2 separate regions of the Homo sapiens genome follow, and region 2 is linked to region 1. Evidence: chromatin loops called from intact Hi-C (ENCODE). Cell type or tissue: heart right ventricle. All regions are shown on one strand. Each heading gives the region's core, and the rest is flanking DNA. Links, peaks and the distances in the headings are about the cores only. Region 1 has its middle 25 kb from the start of HNRNPA0. Region 2 overlaps FAM13B-AS1 (FAM13B antisense RNA 1).

What was found. Hi-C counts contacts between places; a loop is a spot of excess contacts. Peaks named below come from ENCODE experiments on the same cell type or tissue, not always from the same donor. Only the 100,000 strongest peaks of a DNase experiment are listed, where the experiment ranks them.
Region 2: it touches region 1 in a loop (2.7-fold over the local background); 20 of 110 quality-filtered maps call a loop at or near these places.

The regions. Positions count from the first base shown.
Region 1 is chr5:137,777,753-137,780,554 of GRCh38, forward strand. No RefSeq gene overlaps it. Among named protein-coding and RNA genes, the nearest start is that of HNRNPA0, 25 kb to the left of the region's middle. In heart right ventricle, for the core only: a CTCF peak has its summit at 1,414 (motif pointing right); no DNase peak of the experiment used is centred there.
Region 2 is chr5:138,034,871-138,037,672 of GRCh38, forward strand. It overlaps FAM13B-AS1 (FAM13B antisense RNA 1), which reads left to right. Exons shown (of 2, transcript NR_037900.2): 2 at 1,323-2,802. It also overlaps a transcript of FAM13B not described here. Among named protein-coding and RNA genes, the nearest start is that of FAM13B, 3.2 kb to the left of the region's middle. RefSeq lists an enhancer at 1,389-1,598. In heart right ventricle, for the core only: CTCF peaks have their summits at 1,289 (motif pointing right) and 1,491; a DNase peak (open chromatin) is centred at 1,301; H3K27ac peaks cover 437 bases.

The DNA of each region.
Region 1 (2,802 bases), core at 118-2,617:
TCTCTCTCTCTCTTCTTTTCCCCCTCCCCCTCCTTTCCTCCTTCTATCCCTCCCTTCTTCCATCCCTCTCTCCTCCTGCCATCCTTCTCTCCCCACCCCCAACCCCCCTCTACAACCAGGAGAGAGATTATATGTTTATATTGTCCCCACTCAGATAATCCCAAATATTCTCTCCATTCAAGGTCCCTAACCTTAATCACATCTACAAAGTACTTTTTGCCATGTAAGGTAACATATTCATAGGTTCTGGAGATTAGGACACCAACATCTTTGAGAGCTAAAGAAGACCACACATTCGTAAAAGGTCATAAAATCAACACTGATTTAAGTAAAAGAAGTGCTGAGGGATGAATTTTTTTTTTTTTTTTTTGAAACAGAGTCTCCCTCTGTTCTCCAGGTTAGAGTGCAGTGGTACGATCTCGGCACTGCAAGCTCCGCCTCCCGGGTTCACGCCATTCTCCTGCCTCAGCCTCCCAAGTAGCTGGGACTACAGGCGCACACCATCACACCTGGCTAATTTTTTGTATTTTTAGTAAAGACGGGGTTTCACCATGTTAGCCAAGATGGTCTCGATCTCCTGACCTCATGATCCGCCTGCCTGGCCCTCCCAAAGTGCCGAAGGACGATTTTAACTTTGATGACTCAGCTTACTTAGCCCTATATATAAGGTTAGAAATGCCAGATGGGGCTGGGCATGGTGGCTCACCCCTGTAATCCCAGCACTTTGGGAGGCCGAGGTGGGCAGATCACCTGAGGTCAGGAGTTCGAGACCAGCCTGGTCAACATGGTGAAACCCTGTCTCTACCAAAAAAAAAAAAATTAGCCAGTCGTGGTGTTGTGCGCCTCTAATCCCAGCTACTCGGGCAGCTGAGGCATGAGAATCACTTGAACCCTGGAGGCAGAGGTTGCAGTGAGCCAAGGTCGCACTGCTGCACTCCAGCCTGGACAACAAAGCGAGACTCTATCAAAAAAAAAAAAGAAAAGAAATACCAGATGGTAAGGCAGGGCAATGAAGGTAAGAGAAGAGTGAGTAAAGAATAAAGAAAATACCACAATTTCTGTGCCCTAAAACTACTGCTGTGATTTGATGGTTTCAAAGTTTGGATTCACAAACACACACAACCATATGTTGCTTCTCTTCATCAAGTTACATATTTTAAAATAGCTCGAATTTCTATTGGAGAGTACAAAATGTGGGAAGGTGAAAGGGGGGTGAGGGTTGAAAAATTACCTGTTTGGTACAATGTTTACTATGCCGGTGATGGGTGCACTAAATGCCTGGATTTCACCACTATGCAATATGTGCATATTTAAAAATCTGCACTTGTCCCCCCTAAATAAATAAATAAATTATAATAAAAAGCTCAAATTCCCTCTTTTCCTTCCAAATGCAGTGTTCCATTCATCTGCCACCAGATGGCAGAGAAGAGCAGAGAATAAATTCCTAAATATCAAAAGAAAGACTGACACCTGGAGAAGTCCAGCCCTCTTGAAGGAAGGCAAACCTAAATCTTTTAAAATAGAAAAGCATCTTATTTTTAAAGGCTTCCAGAGACATCAAGTTCACAATTTTCCCCTAACTTACTGTTGGGAAACCTGTTAAAAATATACTTCACTAAAGCACAGCCTAATGGAGCTCAGAATTGTTAGGCAAATTCATAAATCCAGAAAGAGCTAAGAATCACTTTAGCTCAAAAAGGTACAAAAAATGGTTTTAAAAAGAAAACTTGCTGCCCTAGTTCCAAGAGGAAACTTAATGGCTGTCCCTCAAGCACCTCAAATTCAACCTGTCCCAAACATAACTCAGTATCTTCCTTCCACACTTTCTCTTTTTCCTGTTCCCAAATCAATTATGAATAGTATCCCCACTTGGTTGCTAAATCCAGAAAACCTAACATCCTCCTTGTTGTGTCCCTAATTCTCAACTTGTAAAGAATGAGTATTTTATCATCTCTTTTCCTTCATCTATTGGTTTTGAAATAATATACTGTTTTTATTCTTTTAGTAGTTATATTAGGAATTACCACATGCATATTTATCAAAACTGAAATTACTAAACATCTTTATCCTGATCCTAGATGACGCGAGGATCATTTAAAATCCATTTATCCCCCTCTTGGATTATATTGTTGTTGTGCTGTGCATTTTAATTTTTTACACCTACCAGGACATTATTGTCACTGTTTTATACAATAGGTCTTTGTTTAGGTTTGCCCATATGTTTTCCACTTTCTCTGCTCTTCTTTCCTTCTTGGATCTCAGGTCTTGCCTCTGGGATCACTTTCCTTCTGTCTGAAGTATGCATCCTTTAGAATTTCCTGTAATGAGCTAGAGATGAATTCTCTCAGCTTTTGTTTTTCTGAAAAATGTCTCTTTTGCCCTCATTCTTGAAAGATACTTTTTGTTTAGTATAAGTTCTAGATTGGCAGCTATTTTGTCAGCCCTTTTAAGGTACCAGTCCATGTCACCTGGCTTCTATTTTTGCTGTTAAGCAGCCAAGTGATAGTACAACTGTTGCTCTTTTGAAAGTAATCTACTTTTACCCTCTGGTGTTTCTAATATTTTTCTCTTTGCCTGTTATTTGCTGCAGTTTCTAGAATGTATCTTGGATAGATTTCTTCTTATTTATCCTATTTGGGGTTATTGGGCTTCTTTAATTCATTCTGAAATATTTGCAACCATTTCATCTTCAAATACTGCCTCTGCCCCATTCTTGCTCTCCTTTCCTTATGTAACTCCAACTAAATGAATGATAAATTCTCTTAGTTTTTCCTTCATATATCTAATTTCTCTTCCATAGTT
Region 2 (2,802 bases), core at 272-2,771, 260 kb after region 1:
AAACCTCCTCCGCCTGCCCCACATATGCAACACAGGCTCTTGTTGACATAACTGACTGTAATAAATACTTTGCTCTGAATATGAAACCTAAGATGTAAGCTCCCAGAGGGAAGGATTCCCTTGCCTTTTTTTTTTTTTTTTTTTTTTTTTTTTTTTTGGTGAGACAAGGTCTTGCTCTGTCACTCAGGCTGGGGTCCAGTGTCTGGATTATGGCTCAATACAGCCTCAACTTCCTGGCCTCCAGCAGCATTCCTACCCTAGTCTCCTGAGTAGCTGGGACTACAGGGACATGCCACCATGCCTGGCTAATTTTAAAATTTTTTTAGAGATGGGTTTCCCTATGTTGCCCAGGCCTCTCTTGAACTCCTGGCCTCAAGTGATCCTCCCACCTCAGCCTCCCAAAGTGCTGTGATTACAGGCGTGAGCCACCGTGCCCGGCCTCCCTTGCGTTTTTATACCCTACCCACAAAGTATGGGATCTCAAAAAACAAATGAATTGATCAATGACCATTTTCCCCCTCAAAAACTGCAGAACATATTCTTGGAAGATATATTCTCTAGATCCTACTTGATAATATAAAAACAGTATGTTCAACATAGGGGCCACATGGGCTATAATTCAAAACAAACACTTTTATTTTGTATCTTTTGCCATGCCTTTCAATTTGTGCAGTGGGAGTAGATCTGTCATGTACCTAATTGAAAACTCAGGCAGGTTCCATGAGTTTTTAGGGGTTCTGTGGTCTCCTTAGGAATAGAGTCCTGTTGTCATTGAGTCACAAAGAGTGAAATGTTTTCCTCTTTTTCAGCTGGGAACAGTTGTCTCATTGCTTGCCCTAAAGAGGGGACCATAGTCATCTTTAACCTGCCTAGTCTTTCTCCTCCCGGCTTAACTAATCATAACCAAATCTGGGGAAGGCAGGGAGAAAAAGGAGCAGGAAAGTTGTTAACTTTGTATGATGGTTTGACATTCCCTGGGCATGGTAGATGCTTAAAGCTGACTTATTTTTTCATGGATACCTCAGAGACTACCACCATCCCCCTTCTCTGGTGGTTTCTCCCCCATAATTCTATTGGTCTAAGCGTAAAGCTATTTTGGCAGTTATTTACTTCTTTCCACGCACCTCCAACTACTTGTCTGTTGAAACCTGGGCATCTCTGTAAAGGCCCTGTCAGATAGGATCTGAGATGACTCTCACACTCGTCCATTTGCAAGTGACCCTTTATTGTGGGACAAGGTTGTGCACTCCGTACCCTAGGGGGTGCCATTCACATCATTCTCACTGTAGTTCTGTATGTTATTTATTTTAATGTTTTTCCAGCAGGTGGCAGTAAAGTGTTTTGTCCAAACTAAATTACAACGACTGCTTCCCAATAGATGGAAGCAAAGCGTCTGGACGAAGGAGAGCTTTTTTCTCATGGTGCTGCTGTGTTAGCCTAGTGACAGCTCTGTATGGCCCACACCTGGTCCACAGGAAGCTCTCAGGCACCTCTTGCCCGAACAAACTTGGGAGTACAGGCTAATCCCAGTGCAGATTCAACATTCCTCTACTCTGCTGCCAAAACAGCCGCCAGCCTGTGGGAGTCAGACACAGGCCCACGGTGCCCCTCAGACTGCAGGAGGTACAAGTCAAGTGCTCTGAGCAGATCCATTGAAGGCCCACTCCCTCGACTTGAAGTAAAAGGCAGGCAGGCACCTGTGGTAAGAATCACAGCTCACCAGCAACAGTCTCCAAAGACATTGTCCTCAATAATTCTGGTTTGGCCTTTTATAACTAAATAACTGAGTATTTAATCTACCTGCTTTGTCTAAATCCTCTGAAATTTCTAGAGGGGGTCTATCTCAGAAATTACTTTAGTTTTTTGGTGGATGGAGGGAAGAAGATGGTTTCTTTTATAATAATCTTGTTGCTTCAGTTAAAACAGTGGTTCTCAACTGCGACAATTTTGGGGGACCATGTGTGCAGACATTTTTGGTTTTTTTTTAAACTTTTTTTTTCCTTCTGAATTCAGGATCTGCTGAATACAGACATTTTTGATTGTCACCACTGGAGAGGTGCTATTGGCTGGTGGGAGAAGGTCAAGGATGCTGGTAAACATCCTTTACGGCACAGGACAGCCCCTACAGCAAAGAACAGCAATTCTGTTTGTTACAGAGATGAGAGAATACCTCACTAAAAGAATACTTCAAAATTACATCACTTTTTCTTCTTTTTTTCCTACAAATTCTTTACCTGTAGATGGAAACGTCACATTTCAATATATCAATAGAGTCAAAAATAGCATTTGCAATAGCTATTTGGCCAGGATGAGAAGTGACTGGTATAGACCAATCCTTTGTGTTTCCAAGACTCCTTCTGGAGATGAGGCCATGCCAGGAAAATTACTACTTGAGATAAAATTGTTATTTATTTGCAAGATGACTTTTAAGCCTGGAAAACAAGCATTCTATCCCAGCTTATCTGAACAGAGGCATTATGCCTCTCAGAAGTAAGGTCATGAGTCACATCACTGTGGAAGGAATATATCTTTGCTACAACCTGGACTGCATTCTAGATGCCAGGGAGGACCTCAGCATATCTGCCTCCCCAAGGTCACCAGTGTCACTGGAATGAGACTTGAAGTCAGGAAGTAGCTGTCTCTGCAGTTACTTTACAGATGGCTAATAATGCCCTCATTATTCACAGAGAATGCAAATGGGTTCTTCCATCCTTTACATGAGTTTGACTGAATTCATCTCTTCCAGATGTAGCAGGATGTTGAGCCCTTCCCTTGCACCATCAGTAAGGAAACTTTTAATCA